2 separate regions of the Homo sapiens genome follow, and region 2 is linked to region 1. A link is a contact called in ENCODE Hi-C data. All regions are on one chromosome and are shown on one strand. The core of a region is the stretch at or near the end of the contact, and the rest is flanking DNA. Distances in the headings are between cores, read along the strand shown.

Region 1 (2,891 bases), core at 367-2,866:
GGGGTTAGCAAGTCACTTGGTGTCATAGGCAAATATTTATATAAAGATATAATTGATTGCTAATGCTGTATGCGAAAGCACTTTTTGCTGGGTTTTTACAATCTGACCTATGAGAAAGAAATAATCAAAATCATTCTTTCCTTTGATAAGAACTTATACTTCCTCCTGGTAAACAGGGTGTCCAAGTGTGCACATATTTATGCCCAAGCATTTCTGAATGTAGCTTACAGCCTAAATCCAACATATATTGTGTGATATATTATAATAATTTGACCAGTTATTATTAAGAACACAAGCCAAGTTAAGGTCTTTTCAAGCTCTAAAATCCTACAATTTGTGTGGGAAATTGTACTGCAATTAATGGGCACTGTAATAGATCCTTTATATATAGAATTTCTAATCCTTATAACAATGTGAAGTAGTCTTATTTCCAGCTTTACAGACTTATTTTCAGAAAAAGGAAGGAAAAGGAGCTTATTTCTGCAAAAACAGTACAATGGAGTATCCAGGACTCAAATACAAGTCCATTGTACTTGAAAGCTGGTACTTTCAAACTAGTCCCTGGCCTTCACAAATATGTTAGTATGTTAAATACTTGTACTTAACCCTTACAAGAAAATACAGTGGGCATAATGTGAATTAGGGAGTGGACAAATATAATAGTGGAGAAAATAAATATTCCCTGCTTATGCTTTCTAGTTGGTGCCTTTTTTGGTTTTAATGGGTAATCTGCATTTATGGTATATTGATAAAATTTGTAGTTTATCTGTAAAGGTTGAGAATGACCAATGTAGAAAGGATATGTTTTAGCAAATGCAAGTGCATATTGGACTGATAGCCTGCTGACAGGAGCTGTACAGCTATGCCTGTGGTTAAAGCAGGCATCTGCTTTGATTGGTTGGTTCTCAAGTCATACTGGTTATCAAATATTTTAAATAACATTCCTGTTGCATGCTGTCAACTTCTGATTTTATATTCCCAACCCTGAACTCTCTACCAGATTTCAGACTCACATCCAATGACGTCTTTGGCATCTCCAACTCAGGAGTCTAATAGGTATTCTAAAATTAATGTGCCGGTAACAAATCCTTTCATCTTCCCATCACAACATTCTACCTCACTCCCAGCTGTGTCCACCTCCACTGAGACAACTCTATCCTCACAGTTTCTCTGGATTTATCCTTGACCTCTCTCTGTCCATAATAACTCATATCCAATCCACCAGTACATTCAGCTCTACTTTCAAAGCACATCCTGCATCTGACCACTGTGTTCTATTTCCATTGCTGCTACCTCAATTCAAGCCACCGATTACTCCAACTGTCTCCTAGCAGGTCTTCCAGCCTCTGCTTTGGCCCTTGCAGTCCTCTTGCAGCATAGCAGCCAGAGTGATCCTCTTCAACCAGAAGTCAGATCAGCTCACTCCTCTCTTCAGAACTTGCTGAAGCCCTCCTATCCTTAATAATCTACTCGGACTGCCATAACAAAACACCATTAGACTGGTGGCTTACACAACATATTTATTTCTCACAGTTCCGGAGGCTGGGAAGTCCAAGATCAAGGTACAGGCAAATTTGGTTTCAGATGAAGACCTGCTTCCTGGCTTGCAGATAGATGGCCCCCTTGTCACTGTGAACTCAAATAGTGGAGAGAGAGCTCTAGTCACTTCCTCTTCTTATAAAAACACTCACGCTATCAAGGAGGTCCCATCTTCATGATCTCCTCTAAATCTAATTACCTCTAAAGGGCCCTATCTCTAAATACCATCACATTGGGGATTTGAACTTCAACATATGAATTGGGGAGGTGGGCACAAACATTCAGTCCATAACAATCCCACTCAGATGGAAAGTAAAGGTCTTCACAATGACCTAGGGCCCCTGCCCTACTTCCAGTCCCCTCACTCCACACCACACTATGCTGCATGGCCTGCAAGCTGCTCCCATCCTTGCCAGATAAACCCCCATCTCACTACCCCTTAGAGGCTCCTCCCTCAGGTATCTGCAAGGCATGCTCCCTGACTTCCTTCCACACTTGGCCCACTTACCATAATCTGACCACAATCTGACCACAATATGACAGGCTTTTTTTATTTGTTTATTCACAGCCCCTGTTCCCAGAATAGAAGCAGTATAAGGGCAAAGAATTTTGTCAGCTTTGCTTATTGATGTATCACAGGTGTACAGAAGAGTACCTAACATGACAGATATTAAAAAAGATTTGCTAAATGGATGAATAAATGTATGAGGACAATTTTGTAGGACACGTGTAATTCTAAATATACAATGATTTTCCTACAATTCTCAAAATAGTTCTATATTCAAAATGGAACATATCCCCCAATGTTTCATTTTGTTTTTCAAAATAATGTAAAATAAAATATATCAAATGGAATAAGAAAGTTGAGTGAGTGAGTCTAAGAGGGAGTTAAAGTCCCATTAGCAAGTTTCATAAACTTGTGAGTCCTTATCTTTCCTCCTGTGGTTTCATTTGTATTTGGTTTCAGAAATTCTCATCGAGGAAGCTAAATGCAATCTTTTGTTTTGGTTTGGGCACATAATCAAAAATTTTTAGCTGCAAGAAAACAGTAATCCAACTATTCAGGGGGTTTCCTTGAAATCTGTCCCTTAGAGATTTACTGTGGTATAAACTTGGATGTAAATTTCTATAAAATATCTACCTAGGAAGATATAATCTGAACTTTTTTCCTAGAAACTATAAAAGTACACATTTTTTTTTAATCCATAGGTTGGTTCCCAGGCCTCTACCATGCAGAGATAGGCTGCCTGGACATACCAGAGTTGAAATGTTTTTGAAATAATAATAAATACTAAATAATAATAAATACTAAATCTTTATACAGTTTCCAGGATTTGACACCAGTTTGTGGA
Region 2 (2,700 bases), core at 85-2,584, 440 kb after region 1:
TTATCCTAGGTGAGTTAATGCAAAAACAGAAAATCAAATACCACATGTTCTCACTTATAAATGGGAGCTAAACATTGGGTTCTCATGGAGACAAAGATGGAAACAATAAACACTGGCTATTCTAAAAGGGTGAAAGGGGACAAGGAAATAAGAGTTGAGAAACTACCTATCAGGTGCTTTGTTCACTACTAGGCTGATGGGATTACTAGAAGCCAAAACTTCAGCATCATGCAATATACTCATAAAGCAAATCTGCACATGTACCTCCAAATCTAAAATTAAATTAAAAATAAGAAAAAGAATTGTGATAATATATACCCAAAGCATAATACTGAAAACAATCCAATCTGTATTTTATCAGTGACTTGTTCTAAACTTATAACTGTAAACATTTGTATGAATAAAACTGATTAAAGTAAAAAAAAAATTTAAAAAAATACTGTTGCCTTTCTTGTACCAGACTCTTTACAGATGAAAGGCCTAGGTGTGATTAAAAAATGTTTTTTTTAAAAAAGGTAAAGTTATAGCTACTGGAATGAGACACATCAATTTTGTGGCAGTGAAGGGAAAACAATGACTTTGGCATGGGAAAGAAATTACTCAGACCACAGAAAATACTGGAAAGGGAAGGATATTAATCATCTTTTTTCTTTTGGAATCAGCCCTATAGCCTTTCTCATGAATGAGAAATGACTTGGGTGGCTTTTCCAAACTGTTGCAATTAAATTTAGCATACTGGTGAATCTTCTGTCCTCTGCTAGACAGCTTTGAGTACAATTTGACAATCATTCCCCTTAATATTACTAAGAAATTTATTGGAAATAACAGAGGATGGCCCAAGCTCCTGCATCTTCCATGCAAAACATCCGTCACCACCTCCAGATGTCTGTATCAGCTCCACTCCTGGAGCTGCTGCTTGTTCCATGGAGCACACAAATCCCACCCAGCTATGGTATAAGGCAAGACAACTGCTTGGACTTACTTCCCTCACTCACTGTCTCCAAAACCAAAGGACTCAACTCAGTTTTTGAACTGAACTGGGAACCCTAAGATCCATCATGTGGATATGAGAACAATTTGGAAGCACCATTAACATGTGCTACCCCAACTGAGGGCTCAATTATTGCAAACAACCTTTTCTTTGTAGAGTCACCATATGTGTCTCTGGGACTGAACATTTTGTGTGGATTCTAGGCATTCATTTGCTTCCCTCCTGAAAACACAGCTACTTGTTCCTCTGAGGCAGTCATCTGAGACTATCTAGATTTTAAGGAATACCATCAGTAGATCACATAGTTATCAGATGACATGGAGTTCTTTCCAATATGAAGCTGCTGTTGCTTACTCTGGGGAGCTTCCTGGATGAATCACTGAGTCATTAATTACATGGCCCCTGTTGGCAGTCATCCCTGTGATACAAATCATTCATTTAGGAAAGCATTGTGAGAAATTTGTCCCTAACTTTAGCTAAAGCCCTGGAAGCCATGCAGTTTAGCCTCCTCTCACTGTCCAGGATTGTTACAGATGATAGAATTATCCTTACATGCCATTGTGGACTCTACAGTCACCAAGTGGAAAGGCCAATACAGAAAGTTAAACAGAAAGCCACCTCATTTTCTATTTTGGGATGAATTATGTTTCCCTAAAATCCATATGTTGAAGTCCTAACCCCTAGTACCTCAGGATGTAACTGTATTTGGAGATGAGGTCTCTAAAGAGGTTAAATAAGATCATTATGGTGCACCTTAAGGCAATATGACTGTGGTCTGTATAAATCAAGGAGATCAGGACACAAACACATGCAGAAGAAAGACCATGTGAAGACAGCCATCTGTAAGCTAAGGAGAAAAGTTCTCAGAAGAAACTAACCATTTTGACACTTTGATCTTGAACTTAAGTTAAAATGATGTTATTAGTGTGTGGTCCTGATCCTGTATGACTGGTGTCCTTATAAGAAGAAGAAGAAACACAAAGGCTTCATGAACATAGAGGAAAGACTATGTGAAGATACAGTAAGAAAACAGCCATCTTCGAGAAAAGAAGTGAGGCCCCAGGAGAAACAAAACCTGCTGACACTTTGATCTTCAACTTTCAGCCTCCAGAACTGTGAGAAAAATATATTCCTCTTGTTGAAGCCAACCTAATATGTGGTTACTTTGTTATGGCAGCCCTAGCAGTCTAAAACACTTTCTAAGGTAGACCTTAAGCATTTGTGACATCTGTGAAGCTATTTGAGTCCAGAACTCTAGGGGCCTGGTTGAGGTCAGTACTGCTAGTTGCTCTCATCCTGTGATAGCAGTGTTAATTAAATGTTGCATGGGACAAATGGAATGGATTTGGTTTGAGGCTTTGTGAGTCAAATTAATCAAAGTGGCTGATGGAATTGGGAAATGGTGTACTCATGAAAAAATTCACCAGAAGTTAAGATGATGTAAAAGTGAGGAGTGAATTTTGTTGGGACACAATAAGGTTGCCTCATGTTTTTTAGCATCTTGTGAGCAGAGGCACTGACTGACTATTCTGAATTATCTTTACACAGATGTTTGTATAGGAACAGCCTTGGGAGATAGAAAGATTATTTCCATTTGGAGTAAAGGGCCGGCATGCTTATTGTTCATAATACAAGATTTGAGTTCCCTAAGCTCAGGGTCTCTCTCCTGTATTGTAACTCATGTTGCATGTAGATGTTATTCAGCAATT

Evidence for each region. Hi-C counts contacts between places; a loop is a spot of excess contacts on that map. Pooled maps may share reads with other maps.
Region 2: a map of naive thymus-derived CD4-positive, alpha-beta T cell shows a loop between it and region 1 (2.9-fold over the local background). The contact joins two enhancer-like sites. A Hi-C loop is called at or near these places in 7 of 168 maps with a recorded cell type or tissue (CD4-positive, alpha-beta memory T cell, CD8-positive, alpha-beta T cell, GM12878 and 2 more), 4 of 37 single-sample maps with no recorded cell type and 15 of 50 pooled maps.

The regions. Positions count from the first base shown.
Region 1 is chr4:113,635,040-113,637,930 of GRCh38, forward strand. All of the region lies in intron 3 of CAMK2D (calcium/calmodulin dependent protein kinase II delta), which reads right to left. Among named protein-coding and RNA genes, the nearest start is that of CAMK2D, 130 kb to the right of the region's middle. Within about 2 kb of position 1,617, at least 8 of the 41 ENCODE cell types and tissues checked have a DNase peak (open chromatin) inside an H3K27ac peak, as active enhancers do.
Region 2 is chr4:114,076,462-114,079,161 of GRCh38, forward strand. No RefSeq gene overlaps it. Among named protein-coding and RNA genes, the nearest start is that of ARSJ, 98 kb to the left of the region's middle. Within about 2 kb of position 1,335, at least 2 of the 41 ENCODE cell types and tissues checked have a DNase peak (open chromatin) inside an H3K27ac peak, as active enhancers do.